Regions from separate parts of the Homo sapiens genome. Here region 1 is linked to region 2. A link is an interaction called in ENCODE POLR2A ChIA-PET data of the cell type or tissue named here. Cell type or tissue: HCT116. All regions are shown on one strand. Region 1 overlaps ASPSCR1 (ASPSCR1 tether for SLC2A4, UBX domain containing). Region 2 holds the start of ARHGDIA (Rho GDP dissociation inhibitor alpha).

Evidence for each region. ChIA-PET counts read pairs that join two places held together with the same protein. Peaks named below come from ENCODE experiments on the same cell type or tissue, not always from the same donor. Only the 100,000 strongest peaks of a DNase experiment are listed, where the experiment ranks them.
Region 1: POLR2A ChIA-PET joins it to region 2 with 6 read pairs; 9 of 35 experiments call an interaction of 5 or more read pairs at or near these places.

Annotation. Positions count from the first base shown.
Region 1 is chr17:82,001,353-82,006,352 of GRCh38, forward strand. All of the region lies in intron 7 of ASPSCR1 (ASPSCR1 tether for SLC2A4, UBX domain containing), which reads left to right. Among named protein-coding and RNA genes, the nearest start is that of CENPX, 19 kb to the right of the region's middle. RefSeq lists enhancers at 1-356, 1,805-2,326, 2,327-2,848, 2,849-3,370, 4,160-4,666. In HCT116, a CTCF peak has its summit at 2,208; a DNase peak (open chromatin) is centred at 2,599; H3K4me3 peaks cover 1,116 bases; H3K27ac peaks cover 3,761 bases.
Region 2 is chr17:81,869,129-81,874,128 of GRCh38, forward strand. It overlaps ARHGDIA (Rho GDP dissociation inhibitor alpha), which reads right to left and starts at 2,209. Exons shown (of 6, transcript NM_004309.6): 1 at 2,170-2,209; 2 at 613-829; 3 at 414-497; 4 at 202-278; 5 at 45-108. The coding sequence starts at 802. RefSeq lists enhancers at 1-122, 617-796, 2,737-2,806, 3,257-3,356 and silencers at 277-486, 1,517-1,946, 2,147-2,556. In HCT116, CTCF peaks have their summits at 374 (motif pointing right) and 578; a DNase peak (open chromatin) is centred at 2,273; H3K4me3 peaks cover 3,602 bases; H3K27ac peaks cover 4,731 bases.

The DNA.
Region 1 (5,000 bases), 130 kb after region 2:
GCCAGCACAGTCAGTGGCCAGGGTGGCCCAGGTCCCTGCTATGCCTCATGGGTGTCTGAGGACAACCCTGGGCTCTGAGGCTGTCCCTAGGGGCACAGCCTGTGGCCTTGATTGGAATGGCCACCAAGCGTGGCTGGCAGATGGCTCAGCGACTTTGCAGGTGGCTGGCTGAGTCCCGGCTGTTTAGAAGCCTGGTGACTGACAGGCGCTTGTGTTTTGGTGAGGAACCCCGGGGGGTAGGGGGTGGATGCTCGCCACTGGGGCTGTGGGGAGAACTGGGAGTGTGGGGCTCCGTACTGGGCGAGTCGGCTGCTGCAGGGCGCAGACCCCACTGGCCCCTTCTGGCCTGGACTCTCCTCCCCGTTGGGCCCAAGATCCCCTGGTTGGGATTGTTCCAGGAACTCAGGTCAGGGGCCCCGTCAGCCCTTCCCGGGCTCCCCCAGGAGCAGCCTCCAGACTCTGCCCTGCGGATGACCCCCCTCACCAAACTGCTTTTCCTGCCTGTCCGGGGGTGTTGGTGCGCTTTATCCACAGTGACACACGCCTGCCACACCGTAACGTGCCCAGCTCCAGACGGGCTCATGGTCAGCCCAGGCTGCAGCAGTCCTGAATCCTGTTCTTATTTTTCTTTTCTTTTTTTTTTCTTTTTCCTTTTTTTTTTTTTTTTTTTTTTGAGACACAGTCTCGCTCTCTTGCCCAGGCAGGAGTGCAGGGGCACAATTACGGCTCACAGCAGTCATGACCTTCCATCTCAGCCTCCCGAGTAGCTGGGACTGCAGGTGTGAGCCACTGCACCTGGCCTCTTTTCATCTTCTAAAGTATTTTTCTTTTTAAAATTAAAAAGTGATTTTTTTTTCTTATGAGTACCTCATGCTTTATATTTTCATCTTTTCATTTTCATTTTATTTTATTTTATTTATTTTTTTGAGACAGTCTCGCGCTGTCACCCAGGCTGGAGTACAATGGCACGATCTCGGCTCACTGCAACCTTCCCCTCCCAGTTCAAGTAATTTTTCTGCCTCAGCCTCCCGAGTAGCTGGGATTGATTACAGGTGTCTGCCACCTGTAATTTCTGTGTTCTTTGTAGAGAAGGGGTTTTGCCATGTTGGTCAGGCTGGTCTCGCACTCCTGACCTCAGGTGATCCACTTGCATCGGCCTCCCAAAGTGCTGGGATTACAGGTGTGAGCCTCTGTGCCCAGCCTATTTTTATTTTTATTTTTATTTTTTGAGACAGAGTCTCACTCTGTTGCCCAGGCTGGAGTGCGGTGGCATGATCTCAGCTCACTGCAACCTCCACCTCCCGGGTTCAAGTGATTCTGCTGCCTCAGCCTCCTGAGTAGCTAAGAGGCGCCTGCCACCATGCCCGGCTAATTTTTGTATTTTTAGTAGAGATGGGGTTTTACCATGTTTGTCAGGCTGATCTCAAATTCCTGACCTCAGGTGATCTGCCTGCTTTGGCCTCCCAAATTGTTAGGATTACAGGCGTGAGCCACCGCGCCCGGCCTGTTTTCATCTTTTTAAAATAACTTTTTTTTTTTCGAGACAGGGTCTGTCTATGTTGCCTAGCCTGGAGTGTGGTGGTGCGATCTCTGCTCACTGCAACCTCCACCTCCTGGGTTCAAGCGATTTTCGTGTCTCAGCCTCCTGAATAGCTGGGATTACAGGTGCCCGTTTAGTAGAGATGGAGTTTTCATCATGTTGACAGGCTGCTCTTGAACTCCTGACCTTAGGTGGTCTGCCGGCCTTGGCCTCCGAAAGAGCTGGCATTACAGGCGTGAGCCACCGTGCCCAGCCTAAAATAACTTTTCTTGGCTGGGTACAGTGGCTCGCACCTATAATCACAGCACTTCGGGAGACCGAGCTGGGAGGATCTCTTGAGCCTAGGGGTTTTAGACCAGCCTGGGCAACATAACGAGACCCCATCTCTACAAAGGAAATTTAAAAATTAGTAGGGCGTGATGGTGTGTGCCTGTAGCCCCAGCTACTTGGGAGGCTGAGACGGGAGGATTGCCTGAGCCTGAGAGATCAAGACTGCAGTGAGCTGAGATTGCACTGCTGCACTCCAGCCTGGGCAACAGAGCGAGACGCTGTCTCAAAACAGAAACATCTCTGCTTTGGGCCTTCCTTGTTGGCCTCTCCCCAGCCATGTGGCCACTCGCTGGCAGGCCCGGGCCATGAGCATCGGTGCGGATGCTGTGCTCAGCCTGGGGGCGGCGCCGTCTCCTCTGGGTGGGATTCGAGGCCTGATGCCTCTGCCTGGTGCAGGAGGGATGTTGTGCTGAGGGTGTTCCCCGTGCTTTGGATGTAAAATTTGGGCATGGAGTTTGTGGTGTCTTCAGAGGCAGTCCCGCCTGCGTCCTTTGTGCATGCCTGTCCACGCCGGTCGCAGCGGTCTCCCCACAGAGCCCGCGCCCACGCCCTGGCACAGCCTCTCCTGCTGTGCACGTCCCAGGCCTTTGATGGCGTCCACGTGCTCCGCCGCCTGCCTCCGAGGGTGGCCGGGGCGCTGAGTAACTCGGGAGGTTTGGCCCGTGTCTGGCGTAGTGATTCATTGAAGCTCAGAGCCTCCAGGGGAAACTCCACACTCCCTCTCACCGGAGCCCTGGCGGGGCAGGCCGGGCCGAGACGGTGGGAGGGAGGGAGGCCGGGAGGGAAAAACACAAACCCTCAGAGACGCTGGAAACTCTGAGGTTGGGGCCACCTCCGAATGGGTTCACATTTTTCCTCTGTGTGTCATCACATCCTGGAAAATTACTGTCAAGAAAAGGAGACCTCTGGGCAGTGTCCCGGCCTGTGTGCATGCCCCTGGCGCCCTCACCCTGCAGCCCCCAGCCTCCCTCCCCTCGGTTTCCCAGCTCAGCGGCCCAGGGATGCCCCAGCACTGTCTGCTGTGAGGCCGCGCGCCCGCAGGGCTGCCCCCGGCATCCCGGACAGCGTCCCTGTCCTTAGTCCTGCCCGTCCTTTCTGGCCTTTCTCCGGCCCCCTTCCAGTTTCGGGGCATCTGGATAAATGGTTAGCATCATTGTGGTCCGGTCCTTGGCGGCCCTCCTGGAGGCCGGGACCTGGGGGTCCACCGGGGGCCTGGGTTTGCAGGAGACAGGAAGGGGCTAAAGGGGCAGAAGCATGCAGGGGCTTCACCTGCAGGAGGAGTCGGGTCTTTCACAGCTGCCCGGCCACCCTCGGAGCCTGAGAGGCCATCACACCTTTCCCTCATGGTGCCAGCTGGACCCTCCACGCTCCTTGCCTCCTTGTGTGTCATGTGGCAGCCACAGGCACCCCCACCCTGTGGCGCATTTTGAGCTTCTGGGGAGCTCAGCACACACAGCCCCTGTGAAAGTGCAGTGCCGGCTGCTGGACCCTGCTGTGCCCCCGGCATCACCCCTGTCCTCTGAGACCTCTGACTCTGCCCAGCAAGAGGGGCAGGGTCGGGAAGAAGGGAGTGTGGGGCCTTTGGAAGCCGGGCCCAGGCAGTGAGGCGGAAACCAGGCTGGGCTCAGCATGGCGAGCTCCTCCTGGTGAAGGCACTGGTGTCCGGGGGCATCAGCGGCACAGAGAAGGTTCTGGGCTCCATCTCCTGAACCTGTCTGGAAGAGCCCAGCTGCTCCCATGGACCTGCGACCTGCTGCCCGGGGCCGGGGGTCTGGGCCTCTTTGCATCGGCTCAGGGGAGGCCATCCGTGGCTGGGCGAGGGTCAGCTGCCATTTGGATGCCCCGGCAGCCGTGGGGCTCTCGCCTCTGCCAGAGCAGGCAGCTTCCGAGGTGGCAAGGGCTTTGGGGAGCAGCGGGAGGCCTGGGGGTGCCGAGTGTTCCGGAAATATTGCTGGTTCTTCTGGGGCAGTCCTGGCCCGCTGGGCAGAGCAGAACACGGCCTCTGCTCAGTGGCAGGGTGGGGCGCCGGGGTGGCGGAAACATGAGGCCGCGTGAAGTGGGCATCAGTTGGGCCCTGGGGTTTGGTCTCGGAGGCCTGCGGGGCAGTGGTCCCCCGGCTCTTGCTGCCCTGCGGTTCAGTTCCTCCTGCTGCAGCGCCTGTGTGCCCCGTGGGTCGGCAGGTCTCGTGAGAGGCCTCATCTGAGACAGGAAGCCCCACGCAGGCTTCTGGAAGGCTCCTCCTGGCTCTCAGCCACCCCGTTGGCTGAGTGAGACTGACCCCAGCAGCTTCCTGAGGCGTGGCAAGGCCCCCAGGGACACCTGGCGGCCACACACCTGGGGGACCCCACCAAGGCTGAGACCCAGGTTGGGGCCCCCTGCACTGCTGAGGTTTGGGCCTCATTCCCCGCTGGCCCTCCGTCTGCTTGGGAGCTTTCCAGGTGGGGATGTTTGTAGGGACAGTGGTATGGCATCCAGTTGCCTCCTCCCTGAAACCTTCAACCCGAACCTCACTCAGCACAGAGAATTGGGGGCCAGACCACGGCGGACGGAGGCGTCCTGCTGACACAGCCCCTGTCGGGATGTGGGAAGGGGCGGAGGCACAGCTCCAGCCCCAGCGTGACCGTGTGTGTGGGAAAACCGTCCGGGTACTTGGGGACAGCAGGGACATTTCCAGTGTGGGTGTGTGAGAGCCACCTCCCCCATGCGGTGGGCCCTGGTGTGATGCTGGCAGCTGGGACAAGAGTCCTTCTCTCAGCAGATGCTGCTGTGCTCCTGGGGCACAGTCTGTGGTTTTCTTTTGTGTGCATGTCCATGCTTGGGTGTTGTGTGCATGTCCTTGCGTGTGCGTGTCCTTGCGTGTGCACGTGTGTGCTTGGGGGCGTGTGTGTGTCCTTGCGGGTACACATGCGTGCTTGGGGTGTGTGTGCATGTCCTTGTGGGTGCACGTGTGTGCACGGGTGTGTGTGTGTGCGTCCTTGCATGTGCACAGGTGTGTGTGTGTGTGTGTGTCCTTGCGGGTGCATGTGCATGCTTGGGGGGCGTGTGCGTGTCCTTGCGGGTGCACGTGCGTGTTTGGGGGTGTGTGTGTGTCCTTGCGGGTGCACGTGTGCTTGGGTGCATGCAGGTGTGT
Region 2 (5,000 bases):
CGCACCCAAGCGGCCCCCTCTGCCCTGCCCGGGGCCCCACTCACTCTTGACGCCTTTCCTGTACGTATGCTGGATGTACTTCATGCCGGACACTATCTCTCGGTTAACCTGCAGGACCCGAAGCGAGGATCAGGGAAGGTCGGTCCGGACCCCAGCCCCAGCCCCGCCTCCATTCCCTGGCCACAGCAGCCTGTAGCTTACCCGGAAAGAGATTTTTATCCGGTACTCCACACCCTCCTTCAGCACAAACGACTGCTTCTTGAAGCTCTCCAGGTCGCCTGTTGGGGGGACCTCCCCCTCAATGACTGCCCAGCAGCCCTGCGCGAAGCCCCAGCCCTGCGCGGCCCCCTGGCTGCACTTCCCGAGATCCCCACCAGGGGCCGCCCGGACCCCCGCGGCCGCAGGGCACTCACCCGTCAGGTCCAGCTCCAGGGGGCCCGGGGCCGAGCTGCACACCAGGGTCAGGCCAGTCACCACGACGTTGGGGACGTTGGGGTCTGGGGAGTGACAGCAGGTGAGGGCCCCACCCCCACCAGTGGAAGTAGGGGCTGGGGAGCGGCAAGACAGCTGGAGTGAACGGGCGGCCACCCGGCTCCCGCAGCCCAGACTCACCTGCGGAAACGGCCACGCGGCCCAGCAGGGCCTCCTTGTACTTTCGCAGGCTCTCGTCGTCCTTGTCCAGCTCCTGGATCTCCTGGATGCTCTTCTGGGCCGGGGGCTTGTAGTTGACCGAGTGCTCATCCTCCTCGTTCTCCGCTGCAATCTGGGCCAGCTGCTCGGCTGTGGGCTCCTGCTCAGCCATGCTCAAGCTTAGCCTGGGTCGGGACACCTGTGGGCGGGACGGTGACAGGCCTTGGACCTGGATCCCCAACGGAGGCGCACTTCTGAGCAGGAGTGTGGGCTGCAGCCGGAGCTCCAAAAGGGCTCCAAGGGGGCCACCTTCGCTCCTCTCCACCCCCGCGATTCCTGCTCAGGGGCATCCTCTGGGGCAGTGTGAGGTGCCCCCACCCCAGGTATAACATCTAAGACAAAATGGGAACTGCAGCCGATCATGGGGAGAGAGGACACACCTCCCCCTCCACGATGGAGGAGGCAGCAGCCCCCTGTATGTGTGGGGCGGGGCTAGCAGGCCCCAGAATCAACCGGCGGGGCCCACACTAAACCCTCTCTTAGGGTCTTGCCGCTCTTGAGCTGCCCAGGCCCTCGCCCTACGGGGTAACGGGGCTCGGTATCCCTCAGTAGGGTTGCTCCTCTGGCCGTGGTAGTCACATGTAAACGTGTGTGGTCGGCTCAGCGTCATCTTTCAAACAGGATGCCCCTGGAGCTCGGATGTTAGGGGCAGCTAGAATACCGCACGGGGCCACCTGGACACGGGGATCCTAAGTATCTGCGGTTTCTCCACAATTGTGAGGGTCTGTGACCTACAACTTGGGAGCTACCACAGCCACTCAGTACTCTCGGGCCCTCTTGTAGATGGTGGGCCCGGAGTGCCCGGGGCAGCACTGACCCGGCAGGGGATCTGTCAGGCTCAGATCCTTCCCGGCAGCGTGGGAGGTGGGTCAGGGAGCAGCACACCCGGGACACCCAGGCCGGGGTCCAGGCCGCCCTGCTTCCTCCAGGGGCTGGGGCCTCCGCGCCGCGCGAGGATAGCCGTAGGCGCCGGGATCCTAGGGCGCGGCCCGCACTTCCGCAGGGCCCGCAATCCGTGCCGGGCGTGGCCCGGGCGCTGGGGGAGGCCGCGCCCCAATCCCCGCGTCGCCCCCGAACGCGATGGACCGCGGCTGCCGGCCCGGCGCCCCCCGCGTCCCCAAGGAGGGGCCCTCAGGTCTGGCCCGGGCCCCACGCGCCTCGGCGGCCATGAAAGAAGCTCCGGACCGCTCGGGAGGGGCCGGCACTCCCCTGGTCCCCGCCGCCCCTCCGGCCCGGGACCCGCACGTGGGGCCGGGGCCGCCGCCGCCCGGTCCCGCCCCGGCCCCGCCCTAGCCCGCACCGCCCTGGCCCGCTGTCACCGCGCCCCCGCCCGCCGAGACCCTGCCGCGGGCTCAGGGCGGGGCGCGAACAAAGGCGGAAGCCCCCACCTCAGCGCCCCCCGCCCCCGCCGGCGCCGCCGGTCCCCGCCCCGACCCGCCGCCTCCGCCCCGCCGCCTCCGCCCCGCCACGGCCACTCACCGGAGGGTTCGGCCGCGCGGTTCAGGATCCCTCCCGCACTAAATGACGAACGTCGTCGGCCGCCCCGCCCGCCCTGCCTGTCACTTCCGGGGTCACGAGACTTCCGCTCACTCGGGCGGGGAAGGCCAGGGCGCATGCGCGGCGCGCGGGTGGCCGGGGGCACGCCGTCGCCATCTTGCGGCTGGGCCTCGTGGGCGCGTTCCGCGTGGGTTCTGGCGTCGTCACCTTCCACCCCAAGCCCCGTCAGTGGTCACCTCTGTAAGCCAGGGCACTTCCCTACGCGAGCCCAGGGCGCCCGCACCCGGGAGGCGAGGTCCGGTCCCGCCTCTCGCCGCTGCCCAACCCGCGCCCACTCGAGGCCTGCGGCGGCCGCGTGGGCTGTGGAAGCCCGCGCAGGTGCAGTGCGCTGCCCTCCCCGGCCCAGTCGGTCCGACTGCGACTCTTGCTTCGGGGCCTAGTCACCTAGTCCCGGGACTTCGGGGAGGTAACGGGCACGGGGATTAAGTTCTCGTTAAACACGGGCGAGAGCGCTGGCGCGCGGGCCGTTCCAGGGCCTTGGTGTCCCCCGTGGAAAGACAGGGCTGTGGGGCTAGGAGGAGCCCCTTGCACGCCCCGCGGAAAGCTGGTGCTGGGCGAGGGCGCAGCGGAGGTGTTTTTCTCCAGGCTGAGACAGAATTCGTGCGCAGCGCGCGTGGCTGCCTGGCGCAGGCGCCGCTGCAGAGGCCCTAGTGTCCCTGAGGAATCCCGCGGCTCCTCAGGACCAGGAGGCAGGGAGCTCCTGGCACCGTGAGCAGATGAGGGGCTGCCTCAGCCTGGGCTTCACCGCAGAGCCCTGTTCCCCACTCCGCTTGTTCCGAGATTCCACACATTCGCCCACAAGGGCCGTGTTGAAGTATCAGGAACGGCCGCATAACGTGAGTGGCCTGGCCCAGCAGCAGTGCTCGCACCCAGCCCCGGGCTCGCCTCTCCTGGAGGCCAAGCCCCTAAATGCCCTGCACCAGACACTGGGTGGGACGCTGCCCCGCGTCCAGCCTGCAGCACTTGTTAGGACTGTGGACTCGTTAACGTGGACGCCTCTTTTATTTATTGATTGATTATTTTTTTGAGACGTAGTCTCAGTGTCGCCCAGGCTTGAGTACAATGGCACAATCTCGGCTCACTGCAACCTCCACCTTTCAGGTTCAAGCGATTCTCCTGCCTCAGCCTCCCGAGTAGTTAGGATTACAAGTGTGAGCCAACATGCCCAGCTAATTTTTGTATTTTTAGTAGCGACAGGGTTTCACCATGTTGGCCAAGCTGGTCTCGAATTCCTGACCTCAGGTGATCCACCCACCTCAGCCTCCCAAAGCGCTGGGATTACAGGCATGAACCACCGGGGTGCCCAATCTTTTTTTTTTTTTTTTTTTTTCTTCAAGACAGGGTCTTGCTCTTTTGCCCAGGCTGGAGTGCAGTGGTACAATCTCAGCTTACTGCTGCCTCTATCTCCTGGGCTCAAGCAGTCCTTCCACCTCAGCCTCCCGAGTAGCTGGGACTACAGGTGTGCAACACCATGTCCAGCTAATTTTTTATTTTTTGTACAGACAGGGTCTCACTATGTTGCTCAGGCTGGTCTTGAACCCCTGAGCTCAAGCGATCCTCCTGCCTCAGCCTCCCAAAGTGCTAGGATTACAGGTGTGAGCCACCATGTCCGGCCACCCAGCCTCTTTTAATCACTCTTGAGCTCCATGCAGACAGGGCCCTGTCTGTTTGGCCCATACTGCCAGGCAACCCAGGCTGATCAAGAGAAGTGGAGACCACACGCACACACACACGCACAGCTGCTTTGTTCAGACACAGACATGAACACAGGAGGGCATTTTTGGGGACAGAACTATGCAAAATACCGAGCTTGGTGTCTTTTGAAAATTTCTGAATGTTGGAGGGATATTTGAGAGTTTCTGTAACTGAGTCACACTGTCAGTGCCATGTCATCAGCACAGCGTTTCCTAATCAGGTGTGAAATGCTTCACTGTTAAAGACTCAGAGCCCCTGTGCAGGTGATCATGTTGCCCAACTTTCCAATAACCCAAGTGCTTTTAAAAAAAAACTGTTGGGCCGGGCGCGGTGGCTCACGCCTGTAATCCCAGCACTTTGGGAGGCCGAGGCGGGCGGATCACGAAGTCAGGAGATCGAGATTGTCCTGGCTAACACGGTGAAACCCCGTCTCTACTAAAAATACAAAAAATTAGCCAGGCGTGGTTGCAGGTGCGTGTAGTCCCAGCTACTCGGGAGGGTGAGGCAGGAGAATGGCGTGAACCCGGGAGGCGGAACTTGCAGTGAGTGGAGATCTCGCCACTGCACTCCAGCCGGGGCGACAGAGCGAGACTCTGTCAAAATAAATAAATAAATACATAAATAAAAGATTCGATTGTGTGGGTATACATTTTGTTTGTAACCATTCCAGTTGGCAAATATTTGGTTTCTTTTTTGTCCATTATGAATAATACTGCCATAAACATTTACGAATATTATAAACCATTATAAATGTTGCATTAAGCCTTTTCATGAATATGTGCTTTCATTTCTCTTGGGTAGATTCCTGAGTGGAAGTCCCCAAATGTTTTCCAATGTAGGTGTGCCACTTTGCACCCCCTAGCAACGCTGGGCTGCTCCAGGTGGCCACAGGCTCAGCAATACCTGCTGTGCTTGATCCCAGCTGTACAAGTGTGAAGCAGTGTCGTGTCACACTGTGAGTCGCACCTGCACTTCCCCAATGAGTCTTCCTGGGCAGAAACCTATTTAAATCTTTTGCTCATTTTTAATTGGGCTGTCTGATTAAGCTATGAGTACTT